Linked DNA regions of Homo sapiens: region 1 is linked to region 2. A link is an interaction called in ENCODE POLR2A ChIA-PET data of the cell type or tissue named here. Cell type or tissue: Caco-2. All regions are shown on one strand. Links, peaks and the distances in the headings refer to the core of each region. The heading gives the core; the rest is flanking DNA.

Evidence for each region. ChIA-PET counts read pairs that join two places held together with the same protein. Peaks named below come from ENCODE experiments on the same cell type or tissue, not always from the same donor. Only the 100,000 strongest peaks of a DNase experiment are listed, where the experiment ranks them.
Region 1: POLR2A ChIA-PET joins it to region 2 with 5 read pairs; 2 of 35 experiments call an interaction of 5 or more read pairs at or near these places.

Annotation. Positions count from the first base shown.
Region 1 is chr3:13,458,356-13,466,151 of GRCh38, forward strand. It overlaps the pseudogene PRR3P1. Among named protein-coding and RNA genes, the nearest start is that of HDAC11-AS1, 18 kb to the right of the region's middle. RefSeq lists an enhancer at 3,294-3,588. In Caco-2, for the core only: a CTCF peak has its summit at 3,388 (motif pointing left); a DNase peak (open chromatin) is centred at 3,386.
Region 2 is chr3:12,540,880-12,547,577 of GRCh38, forward strand. It overlaps MKRN2OS (MKRN2 opposite strand), which reads right to left and starts at 4,620. Exons shown (of 4, transcript NM_001195279.2): 1 at 4,368-4,620; 2 at 2,301-2,350; 3 at 981-1,143. The coding sequence starts at 4,585. In Caco-2, for the core only: no CTCF peak of the experiment used is centred there; a DNase peak (open chromatin) is centred at 4,662; H3K4me3 peaks cover 998 bases.

The DNA.
Region 1 (7,796 bases), core at 2,320-4,819, 920 kb after region 2:
CTGTCTGCATGTTGAGGCTGGAAAAAAAATTGGAATTAATTATCTAAGATGTGTACCTGGCCAAGTCTACTCTTTTCATTTTAAATGGGAGACAATTAAACCTTATCCCGATAATCAGGCCCATGGCTTTGCAGTCACAGCCACAGGCTTGGGAGTAAACATGAAAAGGAAAAGAGAAGCCCCAGGTAGGTGCTGAGTCTAAAGGATGGGGCCTTCACTGACAATAATGACAAAATGAAGGGAAACTTGCTTGTGATTTATTTAGCAGCTTGGGGGGATAGTTGAGCTCACCTCGAATTTTGCAAATTACAACAGGCCTGAAACTGCACATACTAGACAAGTATTGTTTCTCTTCCCAAATTTTGGGACAGCTTTGGGGAATTACTCACTCCAGCAATTGAAAGGAACTCCTTTTTATTTTTTAAAAGTTTTTACTAGAGACTGGATCTCGCTCGGTCACCCAGGCTGGAGTGCAGTATGGAACTCCTGGGCTCAAATGTCCTCCCACCTCAGCCTCCTGAGTAGCTGGGACTACAGGCGTGCACCATCATGCCCAGCTAACTTTTTTCTTATTTTATTTTATTGCAGAAAAGGGGTCTTGCTATTTTTGCCCAGGCTGGTCTTAAACTCCTGGCTTCAAGCAATCCTCCTGCGTCAGCCTCCCAAAGTGCTGGAATTATAGGAGGGAGCCACTGTGCTCAGACCCAGAACTCTTTTTTCTGTTTGTTTGTTTTCACTGCATTTATTACTAATATATAAAAAAAGTTACACACACACAAAAACTCATTCTCATTTCTCCAACAGCTCTCATCCCTCCCTCTTGCCCATTCAACTCCTGACCCATTTCCTGAGGGCCAGTTCGAAACTTAACCTGTTCTCTGCCATTTTCACAGAAAACAATCAGTGCCAGGGATGTAGGGAAAGAGGGTTGGAAGAGGGTGACAGTACTTTCCACGTTCCACCCAAAGATAAGCAAGGTGGAGATTCACAGAATTCAAATGAAAGGACTGGGGGCCTCCCAATGACATAGTCTAACTAAAATGAGCTGGAAAGGATCTAGGTAGGGTAAAGCCACCCGAGGCTTTTTAAGACGTCTCATGGGCATGTGTCAGACCCAGAATGACCAACACCAAGAGAAGAATGGGAAGAATGGGGAGGACCAAGGAGGCAGTCTGATGGAGAGGTCACAATTCCCCCATGTTGGGAGGTGGAAAGTCTAGAGGGCACCAAGAGCCTTACTCATTTTGGCAGAAAAACTTACTCTATTGTTGGGAAGTCACAGACATGCTACAGACACTGAGAAAGGCTGTGAGGGGATGCAGAGTTTCACAAAGCACAGTGATCAAAGGCCGTAGCGGTGGGGATCGTGCTACCGACAGAGAAACTACGAAATCCAAATGCAGGGAGAGTGGCCTTTTAGGAAGTAAGTCTATATCAGTCACTCAAACTTGACCCCAGATTAAACAACCTGGCTGAGTTCCATGAGCAGCTGACAACACTGGGAGTAAGGGGTGTCACATGAAAAGGACTTAAAACAAGCAGCTAGAAGAAAGGAAGGGTAGAAACTGCTCCAGGGCTCTCAGGAATGGAGGGCAATACTGGGAACAGGTGGACAGATGCACAAAAAACAGCCCCAAAGAGGTTTCCTGTTCAGCAGTCATTTGACAAGGGGAAGATCCAGGAGGCAGCTGAAGGGAGCAAGGATTGGTCCCAAAGGCAAGTCTCTAGAGGCTGTGTCAGAAGAAAGTGTGTGCACCTCGCCCCAGTGATGCAGCACAACTCTGGACCCCACACGGGGGAAGGGGCGGATAGGGTGGGTGTGTCACTGGCTGGGAGTGCTGGAAGAGCCTCATAGTAGCCATCACAGGGCCACAGGGAAATACATGGCCGCTGGTTACAGATGGCTCCTTCCACCCTGGATGGGAGGACACAGTCTCACAGAGGAGGGCTATTGATGCCTGGGTGGTGGAAGGCACAGAGGTCCTCATATTGACAGTGGTCCTTTTTGGCAAAATGTCCACAGACTGGGTGGTGGGATTTGTCTTCCATAACCTGGGGGTCATCCTAGTGGGCTGGTATTCTTGATAAGAGACCGGCTTTCGAGCCTTTGAGGGTTTCTCTGTTCTTTGTGAAGGCTTTGCCAGGCGGGACCCCCATGGCCTGGCGCCGGAAAAGGAGGTTCAGCATTGACTCCCCACCAACTACAATCATATGGGCTAGGCCTGGGGCCAAGGCCTCCTGGCATTGGGCCTCTACCCTGAGGAGGAGGTGGGAGGCTCAGCAGCGGTAGAATCAGCGGTCCCCTTGCTCCTGGAGGACCTCTGTGAGGAGCTGACTTAGGGTCATCAGGTTTTCCAATGGCCATGGTGGGAGGCTCAAGAAGGCTGGGTGATCCGATGGGACTCCCATCCTCGTCAGCTCCAGTCTTTTCCCTCTCGGGCAGTGGGGGCTGCTGCTGTGGCGGGGGCTGGTGCTGATTCTGCTTCTTTCATTTCGGCATTGTGGCGGCAGCAAAGGCTGCAGTGGGATTTGGCCAGAGGAATTCTTAATGAAGGAACTGGACCAAGCCTCCAGCAGGGCACAGTTTCTGGCTGCAATGACTTATGTCCAGTCCCATGCAACCTGGGGCTGTGCTAATGCTCTCACTGGTTTGGACCCTGAGGCTGGCCACAGTGCTGCCCACACGGCTTCTGGCTTTGGTTTATAATCTCATGTTCAGCCATTGCCCCCAGATGGTGCACACCGTGTCAGGGTTACTAGTTTGAGCACAATGTATAGCTCCCCTTTCCACATACAAAGAGCTGGCATTGAGCATGAGTCTCTATGTCCCAAGGTGATTTCTCTCTTGGTGGCTTTAGAAGTCCATTCTCGCAAACACCCCAATCGGTCAGACAGGCTTACTATAGTGGAATCTCAAAGGAGAATGGGCTGAGATCTTGATTACTTTGTGTCCAAGAGGTAATTTGACCCCAGTGCAAAACTGCCAACTTTTCCCCAGCCACTAGCTCTGAGTAGCTGGCAGGTCCCATTACAATCTCCTTTTCCCAAGGCCATGGGTGCCCCTCCACACTTGCTTGTATTTACCTCGGAGGAGCCAGTTAATGACTCTTCTCAAAATCACAATTTGCTCTACAGTGACTTTTTTAGTTCACCTAGACAAAGAAGTAAAATACCACTTGTTTTACTTAAAACCAAACCCTCAAGTCTCTCTAATTGTACACTTGCAACACCCAATAAATGATTACCCATCATCACAGCAGCCGTCACGGTAAACAATGAGGTTTGTCCCCCATGGGCCTTGACCACCACGTGCACACTTACCTTCCTAGAGCTGTTCGGGCCTCCCGCCAGGGGGAGTCACCTTGGCAGAGGAGGAAGGTCCCCCAGACTTCCCAGCGCCGGTGTTCTGCAGCGCCCTCTTGTGGCAGCAGCAAGGCTGTAGACTTTGAGGGTGGGCCCCTCCGCCTGACGTTAGCAACCTGGACTGGCTGGCCCCTTTGCACTGAGTGAGCCCCCAGGGTCCTAAATCCAGTGTTTTGGAGGAGGAGGCTCAAGGAGATGTAAAGGGACTTCTGCCTTATGTGAAGTTTAGGTGCTAAAGCCTAAACCCAATTTACATTATAGTCAATTTGCCTGTGAAAATTCCTTAAACGGCCCTGAATTAATGGAATTTAGGGTCCTTGGGAGTTCAAAAGCTAAAAATAACTTTTTCTTCTTTTCAGCTTGGCTATGGTCTAGTTGCCCTGGGACAGTGAAGACCAAGGTCTAGTCTGAATGGAGGGAACAAGGGGAAGGCTAAGGGGTTCATAATAGTCGTACCTGCACGGGGTGCGGTGGCTCACACCTGTAATCCCAGCAGTTTGGAAGGCCAAGGAGGGAGGATCGCTTGAGGCCAGGAGTTTGAGAACAGTCTCAAAAATGTAGCAAGACCTGTTTCTATGAAAAATAAAAAAATTTAGCTGGGCATGGTGGTGAACACTTGTAGTCCTAACTACTTGGGAGGCTGGTGTGGGAGGATCACTTGAGCCCAGGAGATTGAGCCTGCAATGAGCCATGATTGCACCACTACTGCACTCCAGCATGTGCAACAGAGTGAGACTCTGTCTCAAAAGAAAAAAAAAAAAAAAGGGCGGACGTGGTGACTCATGGCTGTAATCCCAGAACTTTGGGAGGCTGAGGCAGGCGGATCACCTGAGTTTGGGAGTTCGAGACCAGCCTGACCAACACAGAGAAACCCCATCTCTACTAAAGTTGCAAAATTAGTCAGGCATGGTGGCGCATGCCTGTAATCCCAGCTACACAGGAGGCTGAGGCAGGAGAATTGCTTGAACTCGGGAGGCGGAGGTTGCAGTGAGCCGAGATCACACCATTGGACTCCTTCTGGGCAACGAGAGCAAAACTCTGTCTCAAAAAAAAAAAAGCCAATCCCCCTCCACCTTCAATGTCTGATTTGCTGCAAGTTAAATGACCATATAATTCCAGCAAGTAACTGGTAATGTGGGACATAGTAGTCATGGATTTGTTATGCCATTTAATCTCATAATAACTACACACGGCAGGTAGTATTCTTTCCTGCCTGCTATTTATAAATGTGGAAACTGAAGCTCAGAGAGAGCCTATATTTAGCTTTGAGTAGAGAATGGCCACGTAGTGACCTCTTCCCAGCCCTGTTGGCTCATCAGATGCTCTGCTCCCCAGGGGCAAACTCAGCTTAGACTCAGGCTGGGGCCCTCCCACCCAAGACATGGCAGAATACCCTCCATTTGAGATTCAGACCAAGGGCTCTTGGAGGCTGTCGGAGTGGGATAAGCGCCAATCAGGGGAGGGCAAACAGGGACATGGTTCTGAGGGGCGACCAGGAGCTTTGTTCCTGTAGATATTTAACAAATTCAAGATGGGGGTGAACAGCACAGAGAGGATGTCAGGCAGAGGTAATAGGAGGAGGCCAGGTGGGGAGGCTGGAAGCACAGCCTGTTTCTTGGGGATTAGAGAGTGTGGCTGATGTATATAGTGGTGGGGATGCTCTGGACTAGAGAGCTGGGTTGGGGGGTGCTAACTTAGGATGAGCCTCTAGTGCTATCATGAGGGGTGAGCTTGGTGAGGAGGGGAGGACATGGAAGACAGCACATCCACTAAAGCCCCACTCAAGTTGCCCAAAAAAGTGTGGCTTTTGGGTCCTAAACATAGGTGGAGACTGCCCGTCATCACCAAGAGTAGGTGCTGATTGTGTGAAAATCGTGCATGAATCCCTCGCAAACGTTGGGCTGAGCCCCTGGGTGGCTTTTCTCTCTGTTTGAAGCTTTCCCTGCATACTTTAACTCATGCGGTTTTCTCTCTTTGGGGCTAGCCAAGCAGGGAGCATATTGAAGTAATGTGTCCATCAGTGGCAAGTGACAGAAAATCCAGCTCAAACTGGTACAGAGTTTACTGACTCGGAGAACTGGCTTCAGGCCCAGCTCAAACAATGCTGGGACCCTGTCTTCCTCACATGCCTGTCTCTGACTCTCTGTGGTGGCCACGTGTGGATTAAATGCCCACCCCTGGAGAACCTCCTGGATTGAGGGGAACAGCTGGTTCCCTGAGGACAGGTGCTGGGCTGGCAATTCCACCGACTCCCACCATTCTAGGGTTCTGGATGGTGGGAACCAAATGAAGTCTGCTCATCCCTGACCGCAGAGGCATCTCCAAGGCCCAAGTCAAGGTGAGAAAGATTCCACCTAAGCTGATGACTTTGATCACCCTAGATCAGCCAGGTCTCCTCCCAAATGGGATACCTGTCGGTGGGAACGTGAAAGTCCAGTCGGTCTAAGGGAATCGCTCCAGCTCTTTCTGACGTCAAGCCCAGGCATGACTGTTTCCCAAGACTGCACAAATTTTTTTCCTGAAGCATCAAATTCCTTATCAGTTCGTAGCAGTCCAAATTCAGATTCTTGATGGGATTTCACTTTATGGAAGGATTCTGTGAAAAATAGATAGCCTTGGGCTTTTCTTACAAATGTCTTTCCAATTGCACTGTTATCTCTATTTCCCATAATATTTGGTAGAATGTGTTGTATAACCTGCTTATAGCAGGTTCTTAATAAATGTTCGAGTTTATTGCAAACTTTGCAGTCTATAAAGGGATTTAAATTATGTCCTTTCACTAATCTTTTTTTTGAGACAGGGTCTGGAGTGCAATGGCATGATCACGGCTCACTGCAGCCTTGCCCTCCTGGGCTCAAGGGATCCTTCCACCTCGGCCTCCTGAATATAGCTGGGACTACAGGCCTGTGCCACCATGCCTGGCTAATTTTTGTATTTTTTGGTAGAGACGGGGTATCCCCATGCTGTCCAGGCTGGCCTCAAACTCCTAGGCTCAAGCAATCCTCCTGCCTCTGCCTCCCAAAGTATTGGGATTACAGGGTGAGCCACTGCCTCCGGTCTCTTTCGCTAGTCTTGAGAGAGAACTAATTAGTCCTGAGAGATGACCAGTCAGTGATTAATATATCCATTTTCTACTCTGGGCAACTGAGGTTCAGAGAGGTGAACTGACTTGCCCAAGATCACACAGGCTGGGTGGCAGTTCTGGGATTCACACTCAGGACTGCCTCACCCTCAAGCTGTGCTGTGTATGCTTCATCAGGCTGCCTCCGCACAGCAGATGGAACAGAATTTTTCCATGTGGGGTAGGATTGTCAGATAAAATACAGGATGCCTAGTTAAATTTGAATTTCAGATACCAAAAAAAATTTTTGGTATAAGTATATCTCAAATACACTTACTGCATGGGACACACTTATACTAAAAAATGGTGTTGCTTACTGAAATTCAAATGTAACTCAGTATCTTGCATTTTTATTTGCTAAGCCTAGTGACCCTAATTTAGAGGAGAAACCGTAATTTAATGGTCACTGAAGCCCCTAGAGTGACAGAGGTTTCCCAAGATCACACGGGGAGTTAGTGGCAAATCCAGGATTGGACCCAGTCTTCCTGTTCCCCAGTCCCAACCCTCTTGGGGTGGTTGTGAAGCCCTCTGAAGTCCCTGGAGCAGGCATGGTGGTAAGAACAGCTGCTTTCTCTCTGCAGAGGCTGTCCACATGGCCCATCCTCTCCCCAGCTGTCCCACTGGGCAAAACCAAGAAGTGAATCCCTGCATGGAAGAGATGAGAAGAGCGAGGTCACAGCAATTTAGAGAAGATGGTGTTGATTGAGATTTCCAGACAGGGAGCACGGGCTGCTCAGGAAGCAGCTAATTAAGCAGGAGACTCCAATTAAGAAGCAATTTGGGTCTTTGCAGCAAGACCCAGCAGCCACCCAAGTGTAGCAGAGAAAACCACAGGCTCGGGTTCTTGCTCCCCACATTAGCTGACTGTGAGATCTCAGGCCAGCTATTGAGCCTCCCTGGACATCTGTTTTTTTTGACTATGAAATGAGGGGTCATGCTGCTTAATATTGAAGGACCCTGCTGACTTCAAAGTGGGCAATTCCAGGGAGTGGGAGGATTCTTTCCCTCCAATGCTGGAACATTTTCCACTGCATTCTAGTGTCTTTATCACCCTCTTTGCATTCCACTGAAGGCCAATTATTCTCTCAGTTGTAGTGGATTTGAATTCTAGTCTATAAACTAATTTGCGCACAAATCGTACCTTTCTTTATTTTTTATATCCTATCTTAATTTCTCTTTCCAGATCTTATTCCTGTAGGGTGGCAACTCAATATTTCCCTTCTTCCTATTTCTAGGATGCGCCTACACTCTCCAGGGATTAAATGTGGTGCTAAGTCATGGGTGGGAGGGGTCAGTAGCCTCCACTGAGGTA
Region 2 (6,698 bases), core at 3,218-5,717:
AAAAAAAAAAAAAAAAAAATGCAATTCTGGGGGATGCTTGGTCTCTTGGGCCGTTTCTGCTTGCTGCAGATTGGCATAGACTCACCCAGATGTTCAGAGTGGTTACTCAGTTGCAAGTTAACTACCAATTTGGGGAACTTATTGAACTTCTAGAGTTTAGAGATGGAATTCCATATGAGTTTTATGATATTCCATAGTATCTAAACTTATTTCGGGGGAAACCTCCAAATAATTTAAATCCACAAACATGCTATACGTCTTACAAAATGTTGAGAGTGAGAAATTAACTGGAAATTGCTAAAATTACAAAAAAGAAGCTTTTACATTTTGAACATTGGTTTTTGTGTTTTTTTGTTTTTGGTGAGACGAAGTCTTACTCTCTTGCCCAGGCTGGAGTGCAATCGTGTGATTTCAGCTCACTGCAACCTCCGCCTCTTGGTTCAAGTGATTCTCCTGCCCAAGCCTCCCAAGTAGGGACTACAGACGTCCACCACCACGCCTGGCTATTTTTGTATTTTTAATAGAGACGGGGTTTTACCATGTTGTCCAGGCTGGTCTCGAACTTCTGACCTCAGGTGATCTACCTGCCTCAGTCTCCCAAAGTGCTGGGATTACAGGCGAGAGCCATTGTGCCCAGCCTGAATATTGTTTTTTTTAATTTTTAAGGAAATATAATATCGTGACTTGCTATTTATGTGTAAAAATACCTTGTCACATAACTAAAATAACTGAATACAGGTTCTAGACCTTTCAGCTCTTACAACGCTGTGATTTTGTTGTATGTGTATGCTGACCCACCTCTGCAGAAAACCTAGGGTAGTTCAACCTCTGTTTAAATTCTGTTAGAGATGCTAATATGTCTGTATCGGCTCAACATGAAGCTAAGTGCTGCTGAGTCCTCTGTGAGCTGAGGCTACACGGGGATCCCACTTGCATAGCATGTGAGTGTCAGCGAGGGGGCAGCATTTGCAGTCGTGTACCTGTGAGGCAGCCAGGCCCCCGAGGTGGAGAAGTCTTCCAGGTACTTGTCCCATTGCTCCATCATTCCATACATGTTGGGCTGCAGTAATGGGATGCTTATGCTCTCTTCCCACCCTTCTCCGTCTCGCTGGACACCATGTGCACTGTAATTATACACAACCCCTGCAAATCAAAACCAAAGTCATGTGGAGCCCCAAGGAAACACACACCTCTGTGAAAAAGAGACATCAGAAAATGACAGTAGCCATGTGGTAACTTTACGTAACATAAATCCAGGGTGGAGGTTCTAGAATCTTCCATCCACCTAATGAGATTTAGATTTGCCTACAGTCATGGAGGGATTTTTGTAGCCTTCCCTGTTATCAGCAATCATTTCCTTGAGAGAAACCCAGTTCTAGCTCTACCTGCTGTTGAGGGCTGTGAAGTTGCCCCCAGGAAACAGAGACAATGATAGGCACCAGGATCATCATCTCCAATATTTTTATTGAAGTTCTCTATTTACCAATGGGTCAATCTTGTTTCCTTAAATCAGGAATAAATTTCCACCTGCTAAAGATGAGTGGTAAGTATGACTGTTCTTGTGGGTAACTAAGTCCAGAACTGTTCTGGGTTTCTGATCACAGTATCAGTTTCTCTTGCCTCAGCGGGTAAGGAAAGGCTGTTATTAGACTTCACCTGTGAGGCCTGGGTAGGTGCCTCACCTGCCTCACCATATCCAGGCTACACATCCTGCAGGTGGCTCCACCCAGGACCTTTTCCTGCAGACAAGAAAGCTTCTGGCTGAAGGGTTGCACACTGCCCTCAGAGCTATAGGTGGCCAAAGGAAGTTTTGTTTAATCTTCACTTTCCTTAAAAAAAAAAAAAAAAAAAAAAACACTGCAGGCCCCACCACATCCTGCTTTACTCCTGACGTCCCTAGAATGTGGGGACCCAGTGGTAGTCGGCTGAGCATAGGATTGGAAGTCAGAGGGCCTGGTTCCAAATTCTGCTTCAGACACAAGATGGGAGGTCTTGGGCAAGTCAATCTCACTGGACATCTATTTCTTCCTCTTTTAAAAACCAATAAAAAATGTACAGGTTTGTGAGGCTCCTCACTGAGAAAACGTTAAAGAGCTTTCAAATATTTTGTATTGTTAGTGATAATTTGCCATAAAGTCAAATATTTCTCATTTGTGGGCAATGCCTACCTCATGGTGCAGTACAAGAACCCAGTGAACAATGGAATCACTTATTAGATGTTGCCATAATCAAATCTCCACAAATACTGCTTTCCTTTTGCTGGGTAGTAGGGGTTTTTTAAGCTACAAAACTGCACTTACCATTTGTGTTAGTTATTCCAACATGAAGATCAGACCTTCCATCATACTCTCTGAAAGAAACAAGGTTTGTTTTTTTTTGGTTTGCATGTATTTGGCATGAAGAATTGGCATTTAAAGTAGGAGGATGCCGAGCACAGTGGCTTAGACCTGTAATCCCAGCACTTTGGGAGGCCAAGGCGGGCAGATCACTTGAGGCCAGGAGTTTGAGACCAGCCTGGCCAACATGGCAAGACCCCATCTCTACTAAAAATACAAAAATTAGCCAGGTGTGTTAGTGTGCATCTGTGATCCCAGCTACTCGGGAGGTTGAGGCACAAGAATAGCTTGAACCCGGGAGGTGGAGATTGCAGTGAGCCATGATCGCACCACTGCACTCCACCCTGGGGGATAGAACGAGAGTCTGTCCAAGAAAATAAATAGAGCCAGCTGGATGCAGTGGCTCACGCCTGTAATCTCAGCACTTTGGGAGGCTGAGGTGGGAGGATCTTTTGAGGCCAGGAGTTCGAGACCAGCCTGGAAAACATTGCGAAACCTCGTCTCTACTAAAAAATAAAATACAAAAATTAGCTGGGCATGGTGGAGGGCACCTGTAATCCCAGCTACTCGGATGACTGAGACACGAGAATCGCTTGAACCTGGGAGGCGGAGGTGGCAGTGAGCCGAGATTGCACCACTGCACTCCACCCTGGGCAACAGAGTAAGACCCTGGTCTCAAAAAAAAAAAAAAAAATAACAGTTTTAATCTTTGTTTTACAGATAAGGAACCAGAGATACCTGGAGCTGGTTAAAAGAACCAGGATAGGAATCAGGGGCTTTATGACGCCAGAGCCTGTAATGTCCTTTCTGCGTTGGCTGCCTCCCTGAGCAAGGCCCAGGGATGCTGTCTATTTAGCACCTAACAGTATGACCAAAACCTTTTACATACTTTGGTTCATTTAATCCTCATAGGGACCAGAAGGAAATTAAGGAAGTTAGTAGGCAGGAAGGTGAGTAGTCAACTCCCATTTTCTTATTCAAAACCAGCACTCTTGAGGGGACAGGAAGTTAGGAGGGTAAACTCTAGGGAGCATTAGACTAATGATACGCAGGAGCTGAACATATTTCCTAAAGCATACACCAACATTCTATGACCCATGCTCACCTAAAGCCTGGCTTATGCTGGGCCGATCCTAATCCTATTGGTAAACTCCACGGGGACAATAAAATATAAACCTGGCGGGGCACAGTGGCTGATGCCTGTAATCCCACCACTCTGGGAGGCTGAGGCAGGTGGATCACCTGAGGTCAGGAATTTGAGCCCAGCCTGGCCAACATGGTGAAACCCCGTCTCTACTAAAAATACAAAAATTAGCCGGGTGTGGTGGTGGGCGCCTGTAATCCCAGCTACTCGGGAGCCTGAGGCAGGCTCCCGAAAATCGCTTGAACCCGGGAGGTGGAGGTTGCAGTAAGCTGAGACACCATTGCACTCCAGCCTGGGCAACAAGAGCGAAACTCTGTCTCGGGGAAAAAAAAAAGGTATAATCCTTTCTTTTGCTTTCTAATTCATCCTTTTTGTTTATGCTAGCGCTCTCAGCAAGAGAGAACTGAATTTGTTCTTAAAGCCAGGTGGTGTCTACAGTGGAAATAGATCAGTTCTAGTCTTCAGTTTAATTTGCCTCCATACAAAATAGTCTGCAAGTGCCCGTTCATCGGGCCCTGTAGGTTGTACCTGTTTGTCACTGAAACTACAAATTAACTGACAGTAAAGGTATTATTTAGATAAGATTAGCTGCTGGGTCATTTTCCTGGTTAGCCTCTGAGCACATATTTTTCTCTCTGAAAATCATATGAGCAGGTTTACTCTTCATATATTCCACATATATTCTTGCACTTGTCACTGCAGGAACATATGCACACCATCTGTTTTTATGAAGCCAGTAGGACTGCATCTCAGGATTTAAAGCCAAAGCACCGAAAAAATTGTCCACCAAACCTCACACATTATGTATTAAGAAAAGGAAACTTTAGTGACTAAAACAGAAGGAAAAGTTTGCACAATGCAATTTAACACTGTAAAAAACACTGTACCTAAGAAATGTCCCCTGAGTTGGTCTGAGGAGGAATGAACATTTTTCTTGATGTCCATTAGTAAATGGATTAGCGATGCTAACAGGTGCGTCCTCCAGCTTCCTCGAGCCCAGGTCCTGCTGGCAGAGAGGGCAGCACTGGGGCACACTGAAGCTGTAGATGTATTTCTCACAGTGGTTGAATTTAATTAAAGCCTTCCCAGCCTCTGCGCAGTGCATAGCTTTCGCCTCCTGGAATGCTAGGGGAGGTTTCCGGAGACTTCCTTTTCCTCATTATACACCTGGCGAATGCACACCGCCCCAAGGAACCTGATCAATGGTGATGTCATCCTGACTGATGGCTTCAGAAGCCAAACCAGATAGGATTAACCAGTAGCCAGGCCTCCCCATAGACTGTATCTTAAAGAGCTAGTTTCTATTTGTTTATTTCCATTGTTTATGGTAACTGATAACTGCCAGCTCCTATTCATCCTTTAAAGCCTCACTTTTCTGTGGAAGTTTTGTCAGCTTCCCCCAGTCTTCCCTTGCAGTGGCAGCGCTGGATTCATATTTCCGTCAGAACTCTTATTTATTTATTTAGAGACAGGGTCTCACTCTGTCACCCAAGCTAGAGTGCAGTGGCACGATCTTGGCTCACTGCAACCTCCACCCTCAGGTTCAAGTGATTCTCCCCACTCAGCCTCCCGGAGTAGCTGGGACTACAGACACACGCCACTATACCCAACTAATTGTTGTGTTTTTTGGTAGAGATGGGGGTTTCACCATGTTGGCCAGGCTGGACTTGAAGAGGCCTTCCTCAGCCTCCCAAAGAGCTGGAATTACACGCATGAGCCACTGCACCAAGCCTAGAACTGTTATTTAATCATTTAGTTTTGTTTCTCCCGTTAGTCTGTGAGCTTCTTGAAATTGGAGACCTTTACTTTTGTGTTCCCAGAATTGGTTAGATCATTTGTTGTTGCATAAATAAATCCTTATTTAAGGCTATTTTATTTTGACATTTTATATTATAAAAGTAATTTTGCTTATAAAAAAATTAACATCCAGAATGTTCTGGGGATTTTTTTAAAAAGTTAACAGCCCTGTTAGAAATAAGGATAGCGGTTACAGGAGGGAGATACTGACTGGGAGAGGACAGAGGTGGTTTCTCGGGTCCAGGGCTGTTGTGACTCATCTGGGTGTTAATAATATGGGAGTATTCCATTTGTGAAAAATCATCAAGCTGTGCATTTTATTATATGCAGTATATAATTTTTCAATTTTAAAATAATTTTTTAATTTTCTTATTTTTGTGGGTACATAATGGGTGTATATATTTAAAGGGTACATGGGATTTTTTTTTTTTTTTTTTTTTTTGAGACAGAGTCTCACTCTTGTCGCCAGGCTGGAGTGCAGTGGTGTGATCTCGGCTCACTGCAACCTCCGCCTCCTGGGTTCAAGTAATTCTGCCTCAGCCTCCTGAGTAGCTGGGATTACAGGTGCCCGCCACCACACCCAGCTAATTTTTGTACTTTTAGTAGAGATGGGGTTTCACCATGTCGGCCAGGCTGGTCTCAAACTCCTGACCTCAGGTGATCCTGCTGCCTCAGCCTCCCAAAGTGCTGGGATTACAGGCGTGAGCCACCGCACCCAGCCTACATGGGATATTTTGATACAGGCATACAATGTGCAATAATCACATCAGGGTAGATGGGGTGTACAATTTAAAAATAATTTTTAGCTAGGTGTGCTGGTGCACGCCTGTAGTCCCAGTTACTCAGGTGGCTGAGATGGGAGGAGTGCTTGAGCCTGGAAGGTCGAGGGTGCCTTGAGCCAAGATCATCCCACTGTGCTCTAGCCTGGGCGACAGAGTGGGACCCTGTCTCTAAATAAATAAATAAATAAATAAAATAAGCAATTCCATAAAAATATTTGGAAAAAAAGTAATGCCCCTTGTTTCTCACATAACATTTCCACCCACCATATTCTACTTTCTGGAGAAAATTAATGGTATGTTAGATTCTTTTAAAGCTCAATATTGGCTGGGCATGGTGGCTCACACCTATAATCCCAGCACTTTGGGAGGCTGAGGCAGGTGGATCGCTTGAGCCCAGGAGTTCAAGACCAGCCTGGGCAACATGACAAGACTTCATCTCTACAAAAAATACAAAAATTAGCCAGATTTGGTGGTGTGTACCTGTAGTCCCAGCTACTTGGGAGGCTGAGGTGGGAGGACTGCTTGAGCCCATGAGGTCTTGGCTGCAGTGAGCCATTATCACACCACTGTACCCAGCTTGGGTGACAAGAGAAAAACAGAACAAAACAAAAACCCTCAATATTGTTATATTGTATACTG